2 separate regions of the Homo sapiens genome follow, and region 2 is linked to region 1. Evidence: read pairs that join two places in POLR2A ChIA-PET (ENCODE). Cell type or tissue: Panc1. All regions are shown on one strand. Each heading gives the region's core, and the rest is flanking DNA. Links, peaks and the distances in the headings are about the cores only.

The links. Peaks named below come from ENCODE experiments on the same cell type or tissue, not always from the same donor. Only the 100,000 strongest peaks of a DNase experiment are listed, where the experiment ranks them.
Region 2: POLR2A ChIA-PET joins it to region 1 with 7 read pairs; 1 of 35 experiments calls an interaction of 5 or more read pairs at or near these places.

What each region holds. Positions count from the first base shown.
Region 1 is chr20:48,839,752-48,845,134 of GRCh38, reverse strand. It overlaps a transcript of PREX1 not described here. Among named protein-coding and RNA genes, the nearest start is that of PREX1, 14 kb to the right of the region's middle. RefSeq lists an enhancer at 5,317-5,376. In Panc1, for the core only: no CTCF peak of the experiment used is centred there; a DNase peak (open chromatin) is centred at 3,144; H3K27ac peaks cover 3,069 bases.
Region 2 is chr20:47,578,005-47,583,387 of GRCh38, reverse strand. It overlaps NCOA3 (nuclear receptor coactivator 3), which reads right to left. Exons shown (of 23, transcript NM_181659.3): 2 at 127-205. Among named protein-coding and RNA genes, the nearest start is that of NCOA3, 79 kb to the right of the region's middle. In Panc1, for the core only: no CTCF peak of the experiment used is centred there; no DNase peak of the experiment used is centred there; H3K27ac peaks cover 936 bases.

The sequences.
Region 1 (5,383 bases), core at 202-5,201:
CTTAGTAAATGAGAGTTCGTTACATGAATGAATAAAGGAATGGAAAAAAGACTTGAGGATCACTCATGAGAGAAATCACATAGATGGCGATGCCATTTATCTAGTGAATAAAAGTCTTTTGGGGAATGTGGCAGATAATTGATTCAAGTTGGGACACATTTTTAAAGTGCTTGTAGGACTGCTTGGGAAGATGTCCATTAAACATCCCACGTAGGTCTGGAGTGATGTGAGAAAGAAGGTTATAGCTGGAGTCATGTTTCTGGAAGTTTTACCATACAAGCAGTATATCCATCAAGATGACTTTTGCTATAAGTAAATGAAGACTGAACCCAATGTGTTTTATGCAATGTGTCCTGAGATAGGACAGTCCCAGGGTTGGGTAATTCGGCTCAAGAGCAGCATTGAGGATCCAGGTTCCTTGCATCTTTCCATCTACCATGATGGCACGGTCTCCGTTCGTGGGTCCAAGTTGGCTGCCATAGCCCCTAGACATCGTGCTGTCACAACAACATCCACAAGCCACAAGAGCAGAACAAGTCACTTTCCTTTCCTGTATCTTGTTTTGAGAGGGAAGAAGACCTTCCCTGAAGCCTCCAGCAGATTTCCATCAAGTCTTATTGGTTAGAAATGAGTCACATGCCTCTTCATGATTGGCTGAATTTCATTAAGATCTGCCTGCTGGGGGTGAGGAGGGTTCATTCTCTCCAGAAGCATATGGTGGCCAAACTTGGGGTTTCAATAGGGAGAAGGGGAAAATGTTGCTGGTTTGCAACCAATGGTGTCTTCAATGGGTGTAGAAGATAGAGTCTGAGCACATATCTGCTGCCAGAGAAGGCCAGTAGAACATGGCCGTGCAAGGGAATGGGGGGTACAGGGTATCCCAAATATTTCCTGCAAAAAGCATGTTTTAAGAAGGAGAGAAATATCACTGTGCTGAGTGCTACTGAATAATTGAATATGATAAGGATGGAGACACAGCTACTAGATTTTTTTTTGAGACAGGGTCTTGCTGTGTTGCCCAGGCTGGAGTGCAGTGGTGCAATCACAGTTCACTGCAGCCTCGACCTCCCAGACTCAAGTGAGGTTTCTACCTCAGCCTCTCAAGTAGCTGGGACTAGTGTTGCATGCCACCATGCCTGGCTAACTTTTTTTAAATTAATTTTTTAGATAATATGTTGCCCAGGCTGGTCTTGAACTCCTGGCCTCAAGCAATCTTCCTGCCTTGGCCTCCCAAAGTGCTGGGATTACAGGTATGAGCCACCATGCCAGGTCACAGCTACTAGATTTGGACTTGGCAGTCCAAATTTTTGACCTTGATGAAGGCAGTTTCAGTGAAATTATGGATTTTTCTGAAATCCACATCTGCATCCCCACTCTTGCTGTCCAAACTCCATGCCTCACCATTGCTTGTCCGGATTCTTAGAACAGCTTTCTCACTGATCCCTCAGCCTGGAGAAGACAGGTATATTGCAAAGGACTTTCCATGCCACGCTGAGCAAACTATAATTACTTTAGTCAGCAGTAGGGAGCCAGTGAAGGTGCTTGAGCACAGGGATAAGTAACTTGATCATGTTTGCCCTTTATAGCATTAACCTGGCAGAGTGTTCAGGAGGGAATGTAGACTGGTGAGTCTGGAGGAGCCTCCCTCAATTCTTTGTTATTGCCTAGCCAGCATTTATTTCTCTTCTTGTAGTACTGGGGCTCCAGTTAACCTTGTGGGGACCATTCCTCCCTTCCTTTCTAGTAGAAAATACATGACTCAGGCCTGGCCATTCAGAGTCATAGTGATTGAACACATGACCCAATCCTGACCAATCAGAGACAGCCTTCTGAGTTACACTCTTGGGAAAGAAGCAATCTTTGAGCACCTGGATCCAGCCATGCCCGAAGTTAGACAGGCTTAGATGACCCAATATATTCCGTATTTTCCCTGAACTGGTTTGAGTTGGATTTCTGTCACTTGCATCTTTAGGATCATTGAGTAATACGGAAACTAAGCAATTTGAGGAATTAGAATTCTAGACACAGATAATACGAGAGTCAAGGTTGACCTTGGAGTCTCTTCCTGGGAGGATGGTGAGGCATCTTAAGATTAGGCAAGTATGGGAAACAATCCATTAATTCATTTATTCAAAAAATGTTTGTTGATTATCTAAATGGTGCCAGGCTCTGTGCTAGCCCCGACCATACAGCAATGAGCAAAATAGATGAAAAACCCTTGTTTATATTGAGCATATATTATGATTAGTGGCTCAGGAAACATTATCTACCTTTATTCTGTTATTATGATTATCATCATTATCATCCCCATTTATAGATGCAAAAACTGGGGCCCCCAAGAAGTGAAGTCACATAGCCAGTGAGGGGCCAAGTGGATGTTTGGCTTCATCTCTTCATAATTCCCAAATCAACTCTGTCTGATTTGGTGCAAAAAGCATATTTTAAGAAGGAGAGAGAAATCACTGTGCTGAGTGCTACTGAATAATTGAATATGATAAGGATGGAGACACGGCTACTAGATTTTTATTTTGAGACAGTGTCTTGCTGTGTTGCCCAGCCTGGAGTTCAGTGGCACAATCACGGTTCACTGCACCACGCTGGAGAGAGAGAATATACCCACGTGGAAGAGACTTCACACTCCAGAAAGCAAGCTACAAATTATTTGAAAGGGGTAGAATAGGAATTTTCTACACAAAGGCTGCAGGAATACACTGCAAGACAGAAATGAGATCAGAAGAGGGTGAGATTTGATTTGCAAATCATAGTGGTTTTAGAGCTGCTCTGAGAGCTGGTCTTTGAGATTAGATTAATCAAGGCTTTCCGAAAGAAGAGGTGTTTGTGGCAGGGTCTTAAAAAAAGGGAAAGTTATTGGTAGGAGAAAGTATAAGTCTGTGGCCGCCTAAATCACTCTATGTGCCACATTCTTAATCAGACACTAAGTCCATTTTTTTTTCTTTTTTTATTTCTTTCATGCTGATAGGCATGGGGGAAAGAAGTCCTGGTTAGCATGACTTGACAGCTTTTGTTGTTGCTGCTGAAATCATTAGCCCCCTGTCAACAGCACCCAGACCTTGCAGGTCTGCAGGCCAGAGATATACACGCAATGATGCATTAAAAAAAAATTATCCAGGAGCTGTGACTCATACACATTTCTGCTGGGACAAATAAAAATACTGGGAATGAAAGATGGATTAGTCACTGGAACAGTTTGCTGTTAAGAACTGAACCCCCCACAGTTGCCCTTGTTCCTCATTAACTTCTGAAATTCAGAAACTGAGCCCCTAAATGGATGCCTACCAGGGATGTGGGATAAAGCCAGGTAGGGTGGGCGGGGGGTTAGTTGTGAAGAAGGTAGTCTTCATGCAACAGCTGAAGGACAAAGAATGATACTCTGTACTCCGCTGGTTCTGTGGCACAGGTTGTCTACAGCCGGCTGCGGTTCTGATTGGTCTCTGCCTGGGTTGTTCATTGAGACCACCTCTAAATTAAGGCCATTCATTCATTCACTCATTCATTTATTCATCCAGTCTATTTCAGGCAAGGTAATGTGTTAGGCCATGTGTGAGGACCCCTCTGTGTGGATGAGAACAAGCGTTTACCAAGTAGCTAAGACTAAGAAACATGGCATAAATGTCTACATAGAGATTTAGAGAAAGGAGATGTCTCTTTTTTATCTAGCTCAGGGATTAACAAGTTATGTCTTGTGGGCCATTGTTTTTATAAATAAAGTTTTATTGGAACACAGCCACACCCATTCATTATTATTGTCTTTGGCTGCTTTATTGCTACAACAGCAGAATCGAGAAGCTGAGAAGATACTGTATGACTTGCAAAGCCAAAAATACTTACTTTCTGGCTCTCTGCAGAAGAAGTTTGCCTTCCCCTGAATCTAGCATATGAAAAGGGATTTGCAGACCTGGTGAAGTGGCTCCCATCGGTAATCCAAGCCCTTGGGGAGGCTGAGGCGTGGAGGATCCCTTGAGGCCAAGAGTTTGGGACCAGCCTGGGCAACATAGTGAAACCCCGTATCTGCAAAACATGAAATTAGCTGGGCATGGTGGCACGTGCCTGTAGTCCTAGCTACTCAGGAGGCTAAGGCTTGAGCCTAGGAGTTCGAGACCAGTCTGGGCAACATAGTGAGACCCCCATCTGCACATTTTTTTTTTTAATCAGCTACTAGCTACTTGGGAGGCTGAGGTGTGAGGATCATTTGAGCCCAGGAGTTTTGAGGTCTCAGTGAGCCATGATCATGCCACTGCACTCCAGCCTGGGCTACAGTGTAAGACCCTGTCTCTAAATAAATAAATACATAAATAAGGGGATTTGCAATTGTAAGCAACAGAACTCGCTCTAATTTTATTAACAGCTATGGGAGCTCACAGAATCTCAAGGATGCTTAGAAGGCCAGCCTTAAAGGCTGTGCCAAAAACAATGCCCAAAGCACTCTGTGGGGTTGATCTAGCAATGACCCCTTGGTAGCCCCATTGAGCCTGCCCACCCCAAGCAGCCATGCTGACTTTGGCTAGCTGAATATGAACATCTCTGCTGTCACTGCCCCACACACCTGAATGTCTCTGCCATTGCTTTGGTCAGGTAAACAAAATATGTACAAACCCCATGGCGCAGGCATTCCATTTCTGTTAGATAACCTGAAAACGCTTGCTCACAGATGCATATGGAAATGTGTATGAGGAGGTTCATCATGGCATTGCTTCAAGGAGTTTGGAGCAACAGTGTCTAGCACTAGGAAATGGATAAATAGAATATGCTTTTTTTTTTCTTTTTTTTTTTTTTTGGTTAAGGTTAATACTTGCCGTCGTGGTCAGGCACGGTGGCTCACACCTGTAACCCTAGCACTTTGGGAGGCCAAGGCAGGAGGATCACCTGAGCCCAGGAAATTGAGACCAGCATAGGGAACATAGTGAAATCCTGTCCTTACAAAAAATACAAAAATTAGCCTGATGTGGTGGCAAGCGCCTGTAGTCACAGTTACTTGGGAGGCTGAGGTGGGAAGATGGCTTGAGTCCGGGAGGTCAAGGCTGCAGTGAGCCATGATTGTGCCACTGCACTCCAGCCTGGGCAACAGAGCAAGACTCTGTCTCAAACACAAACAAACAAACAAAAATAATTGCAATTGTAATAAACAGGCCTTAAAGCATATAAAGGGTCAAATGTAATGGAAGTTTTATGGCTCATAATAATCCAAGGTGACTGTTAGCGATCAGTAGTCTGGCTCTCCTCCAGGGAGACATTCAGACCCAGACTGAGAGTTACTCTGCCACCTTCAACCGCGGCTTCCAAGGTCACTGTGGGGGACGTCATCCCTATCAGCTATAAGGGAAAGGAGCAAGGAGGAGCATGTGTGGGAGAAATTTCATGGGCC
Region 2 (5,383 bases), core at 112-5,111, 1.3 Mb after region 1:
ATTAAAGAGAAAAACATGAAGCATAAATAGTTTTAATTAAATCATAAATTAAAGAGGAGGGTAATATCTTCAGAAGGTTGAAGACAAAAAATTACAAAGGATCAAATCAAACTAAAGCTGAATTACCTGGCTAACCAGTCAAAGGATGTTCAAGCAGTTTATTTTTATTGGTCTCTGAGTCCACCATCCAGCAAGTATTTTGATCCTGAGGACAAAAAGAAGAGGAGGGATTGAATTTTATTGTCTTTTCTTCATTTAAGCATTATGATTAGTCACCCACAAATTAAGTCTTCCAGCCGGGCGTGGTGGCTCACGCCTGTAATCCCAGCACTTTGGGAGGCAAGGCGGGCAAATCACTTGAGGTCAGGAGTTCAAGGCTGGCCTGGCCAACATGGCAAAACCCCAACTCTACTAAAAATACAGAAATTAGCCGGGCGACATGGCATCCGCCTGTAATCCCAACTACTCAGGAGGTTGAAGCAGGAGAATCACTTGAACCTGGGAGGCAGAGGTTGCAGTGACCCGAGACTATGCCACTGCACTCCAGCCAGGGTGACAGAGCGAGATTCTCTCTCAAAAAAATTAAGTCTTCCCATTTTTCCCTTCCCTGGATATATGAAACAAACAAAAGCTATCAAGTACACCACCTCTTCCTAGGAATTTGAGTAGATGTCTTATTGTACCATATAATCACTACTTCTGTTTGAAAAGTCAAGCATAGGGCCAGGCGCAGTGGCTCATGCCTATAATCCCAGAACTTTGAAAGGCTGAGGTAGGAGGACCGCTTGAGGCCAGGAGTTCAAGATCAGCCTGAGCAACATAGCAAGACACCATCTCCACACACAAAAAAATAAAAATTAAAAAACAAAAGTCAGGGCCAGGCGCAGTGGCTCATGCCTCGAATCCCAGCACTTTGGGAGGCCGAGGTGGGTGGATCACATGAGGTCAGGAGTTTGAGACCAGCCTGGTCAACATGGTGAAACCCCATATCTACTAAAAATACAAAAAATTAGTTTGGTGTGATGGCATGCGCCTGTAGTCCAGCTACTCAGGAGGCTGAGGCAGGAGAATCACCTGAATTAGGGAAGCAGAGGTTACAGTGACCCAAGACCATGCCATTGCGCTCTAGCCTGGGCAACAAAAGCAAAACTCCATCTCAAAAATAAGTAAATTAATTAATTAATTAATTAAAATAAAAGTCAGGCATAGCATATATAATATGTACTCTGTCACAGTTTGTAAAAATGGATAATGCAAAGTGGAGGTGGTGGAGACCAGTTCTGAATCTTGAAAAGTGATCAAAACAGATGGGTACTCTGAACTTGTGGGGGTATTCATTTGTCCAAAATCAGTGCTCAACAGAGAATAAAGACAACATTAATACCCTGGCAGAATCAAATGCTTAAATGCCCTAGTCCAAAAATTATCAGATGAGGGAGGGATGGATAAAGCCAACAAGCAAAGGCCAGAGGAAAGGCTCAGATGTTTTCTTGCCTTCTATAAAAGGATGCATTTTGACCACCAAAACAAAATATTAGCAAGGAAATGAGAGACCGTTCTTCAAAATAATCTACAATAAAACACATGAACATATAAACAGCAGGCTTTTGCACTTGAAGAAATGGCGTGCAGGTTCTGCTGCAATAAATAAGTGAACCAGTAAGAACATTCACTTTACCTTATGAATTTCCAAATTTAACAATAAAGCAACAATATGATTGCCACTAATTCCAATGGTATCGAACCAAGATAACAACCATAATTACGCCCTAAAGTTAATAGCTTTCATGCTGGAATTGGTAGATCTGTTGGTATGGGGGAAAGGAAAAATGATATATTCACAAGTTACAAGTAACAAACATATTATAGCCATGGACATTCCACGTAGTGTAGTCTGCAGACAGTATATAGGGAGAGCCAACCACAATCTAGCTGCATTATGGAAAGGTCTGTTGTGTTTCTGAAACTAAAATTAGAGGGGAGAAAATCAGTGAGCAGGGAATGGGAGGCACATTACATGTGGCTCACAACAAAGGAAAAAGAAAACTCTAGGTAGTGCCGGGTGACTATCCCTTATGCAAAATGCTTAGAAGCATAAGTGTCTCGAATTTTTTTCAGATTTCTTAAATATTTGCATATGCATACTGAGATATCTAGGGGAAGAAACCCAAGTCCAAACATAAAATTCATTTATGTTACTTATACACACAGCCTGAAGGTAATTTTATATAATATTTTTAATAATTTTGTGCACCAAAGTTGTAGCTTTTTTCTTTTTCTTTTTGAGACAGGATCTCACTCTGTGCCCAGACTGGCTGGAGTGTGGTGGTATGGTCATGGCTCACCTCAGCCTCGACCTCCGAGGCTCAAACAATACTCCCACATCAACTACCCAAGGAGCTGGGACTACAGGCACACACCATCATACCCAGCTAATTTTTATATTTTTTGTAGAGACAGGGTTTCACCATGTTGCCCAGGCTGGCCTTGAACTCCTGAGCTCAAGTGATCTGTCTGCCTCGGCCTCCCAAAGTGTTGGGATTACAGGTGTGAGCCACCATACCGGACCGAATGTTATGTTTTTTAACTTGAATTTTTATGCTATCCAATTTAATTCGTGTAAGATGAACGGAGAAAAGGTAGGCAGAACTTCTGTAAAGAACCTCTAAGATCTTCTGGCCCTGTTTTAAATCAGGTTTGACTTCTAAAATGGTTCTCTTATGTTTTTTCCTTTATTAGGAAAGACGAAGGAGGGTCATGGGGTGGGGTTAGCACCTAAGGAACAAAAGAGGTGGGATAAGGAAAGGATTTTTTGGGGGGATGGGGGTGGGGGATGGAGTTTCACTCTGTTGCACAGGCTAGAGTGCAGTGGGGCATGATCTCGGCTCATTGCAACCTCTGCCTCCCGGGTTAAAGCGATTCTCCTGCCTCAGCCTCCCGAGTAGCTGGGATTACAGGTGCATGCCACCATGCCCAGCTAATTTTTGTAGAGACAGGGTTTCACTACATTGGCCAGGCTGGTATCGAACTCTTGACCTCAAGAAATCTGCCCACCTCGGCCTCCCAAAGTGCTGGGATTACAGGCATGAGCCACCGTGCCCGGCCAGGAAAGGAATTTGAGTCAGAAAGTATCTAGTAGCATAATGGACCTAGGAAACAATTACTGCTGCCTCGTGTAGAAGGTGGTGAGAGGGCCTAGATTAATACTCCAGTGTTATAGTGCTGGTCTTCGTACTTCTCAAAGGAATGCTGACCCTGCCAATCTGCACCCTTGGACCCAAATGTTAACTGCTGGACCCCCAGGTGGAAGATCATGTAAAGTCAGCATGCCCAGATGAACAAAGAATGCAACCATGGGTGGAATCTAAATGATCAAACTGAGGAACAGCGAATGAATAAGAGCAGACACCACATGGCAGGACAGAAGATGCAACCAAATCAAGCCTTGACATCATCCCATGGCAGGATCCACTCAGATCACACCTCATTACTCTCCAAATATAAAACCTGCACCCAAACTCTAGTTCAGAGAGGCAGATTTGAGCCCAACTCCTGTCTCCTTACACAGCAGCCTTGCAATAAACTTTTCTTCCTACAAAAACTTGGTGCTTAGTGTTCAGCTTTCCATTGCATACACAGAAAAATAGACCCAGTTCAGTTCAGTAACACAAAGACAAGCCAGGTACAAAATTCTCCCCTCCAAGGAAGTGTATAATTAAACCAGAGAGATTCGCAAATAGTCACAGAACAATGATTGGCTTGCCTACCAGGAACCTGGAAAGGAGTACTACTATATACCAGGATCCTGTAAGTATAGAACTGTTAGTAAATTTGCTGGTGAGTTAAACTTGTCTGGAAAAAAGATTCTGCAAAGGCAACAATCCTAGCAGATTTCTTAGGACAGTATTTTTTTTCTTTATCAAAAACAAGATTATCCCTTTTCACAATTCAGATTTTCATCAATCACACATACAAAAACCAAATCATACTGACATAAAACTAAATGTGAGAAGTTCCAGAAACATTAGACATCTGAGAAGGTAACAGGGACATTAAATTTTCTAGTAGAATTAATGGTTTACTGATGACATCTACATTACCAAAACCTGCATCACCAGGCCAGGCATGGCAGCGCACACCTGTAACGCCAGCTACTCAGGAGGCTGAGGCAGGAAGATTGCTTGAGCTCAGGAATCTGAGTCCATCTTGGACAACATGGCCCCTGTTTTAGTTTTAGGTTTTTATTTTAAGCCTTCATCACCAGAGACCTAAAAGGACGTGAGGGGAAATCAAACATCAAATTAAGCCTTGTTAATAGCTAGTCTGAGAAGATATGCCTCAAAGCCAGAACAAAGAATAAAATTGGGGAGAGGAGTTGATACACAGGAAAATCCAAACTATATAATATATAATGCTTGGAAACACCAACAGGGCAAAAAGCAGCCACTGAATATTATAAACATGTTTTTCTTTTACTGTTGAACATGAAAAGGGGCAAGGATTCTACAATTAATCATATTAAACCCATTGTTCTTTCCAAGCTCCCACTGGCACTGCTCCCAGGATCTCCTTCCTCACTTCCCTAAAATCACAGAAAAGGGGAGCCACTGTCACTGGGAAAAGCTAGCTGTTGCTCAATAATCTTCAAAGTACTACAGAGTAGACTGGGTCACCAAATGAATTTCAGGTTAAAGGCTGCAAAATATTAGTGTTAAATTTAACGTCAAAATCCAACACTTTTGCAGTTGGGATTATTTATCAAGTGATAAGTATCTTTGATCAAAACTCTAACCACAGGTTTCACTTGCAACAATCAACTACAGCTAATCTGTAGCTATAATGAAAGGAGAAGACCAAATGCAAGTTGAAAATCATATGAACATTTCAAGTTATATAAAATGGGGCTGGGTGCAGTGGCTCATGCCTGTAATCCTAGCATTTTGGGAGGCCGAGGTGGGCAGATCACCTGAGGTCAGGAGTTCGAGACCAGCCTGGCCAACATGGCTAAACCCCATCTCTACTAAAAATACAAAAAGTAGCTGGGTGTGGTGGTGGGCGCCTGTAGTTCCAGCTACTCGGGAGGCCGAGGCAGGAGAATCGCTTGAACCCCGTAGGCAGAGGTTGCAGTGAGCTGAGATCGCGCCACTGCACTCCAGCCTGGGCAACAGAGCAAGACTCTGTCTTAAAAAATAATAATAATAAAGTTATATAAAATGGTACCACTTTTTTTGAGCTATATAAACTTAACTCAGTTTAAGAATTTTTTTTTCCCATTACTTAGTCCATTATTGTATGTTCAATTAAGTAAAAATGTATTTGCTTCCCAGGAGAACATTGGTAAGACATTTATAACAATCTTTTTTAAATGCTATAATCTTCTTGA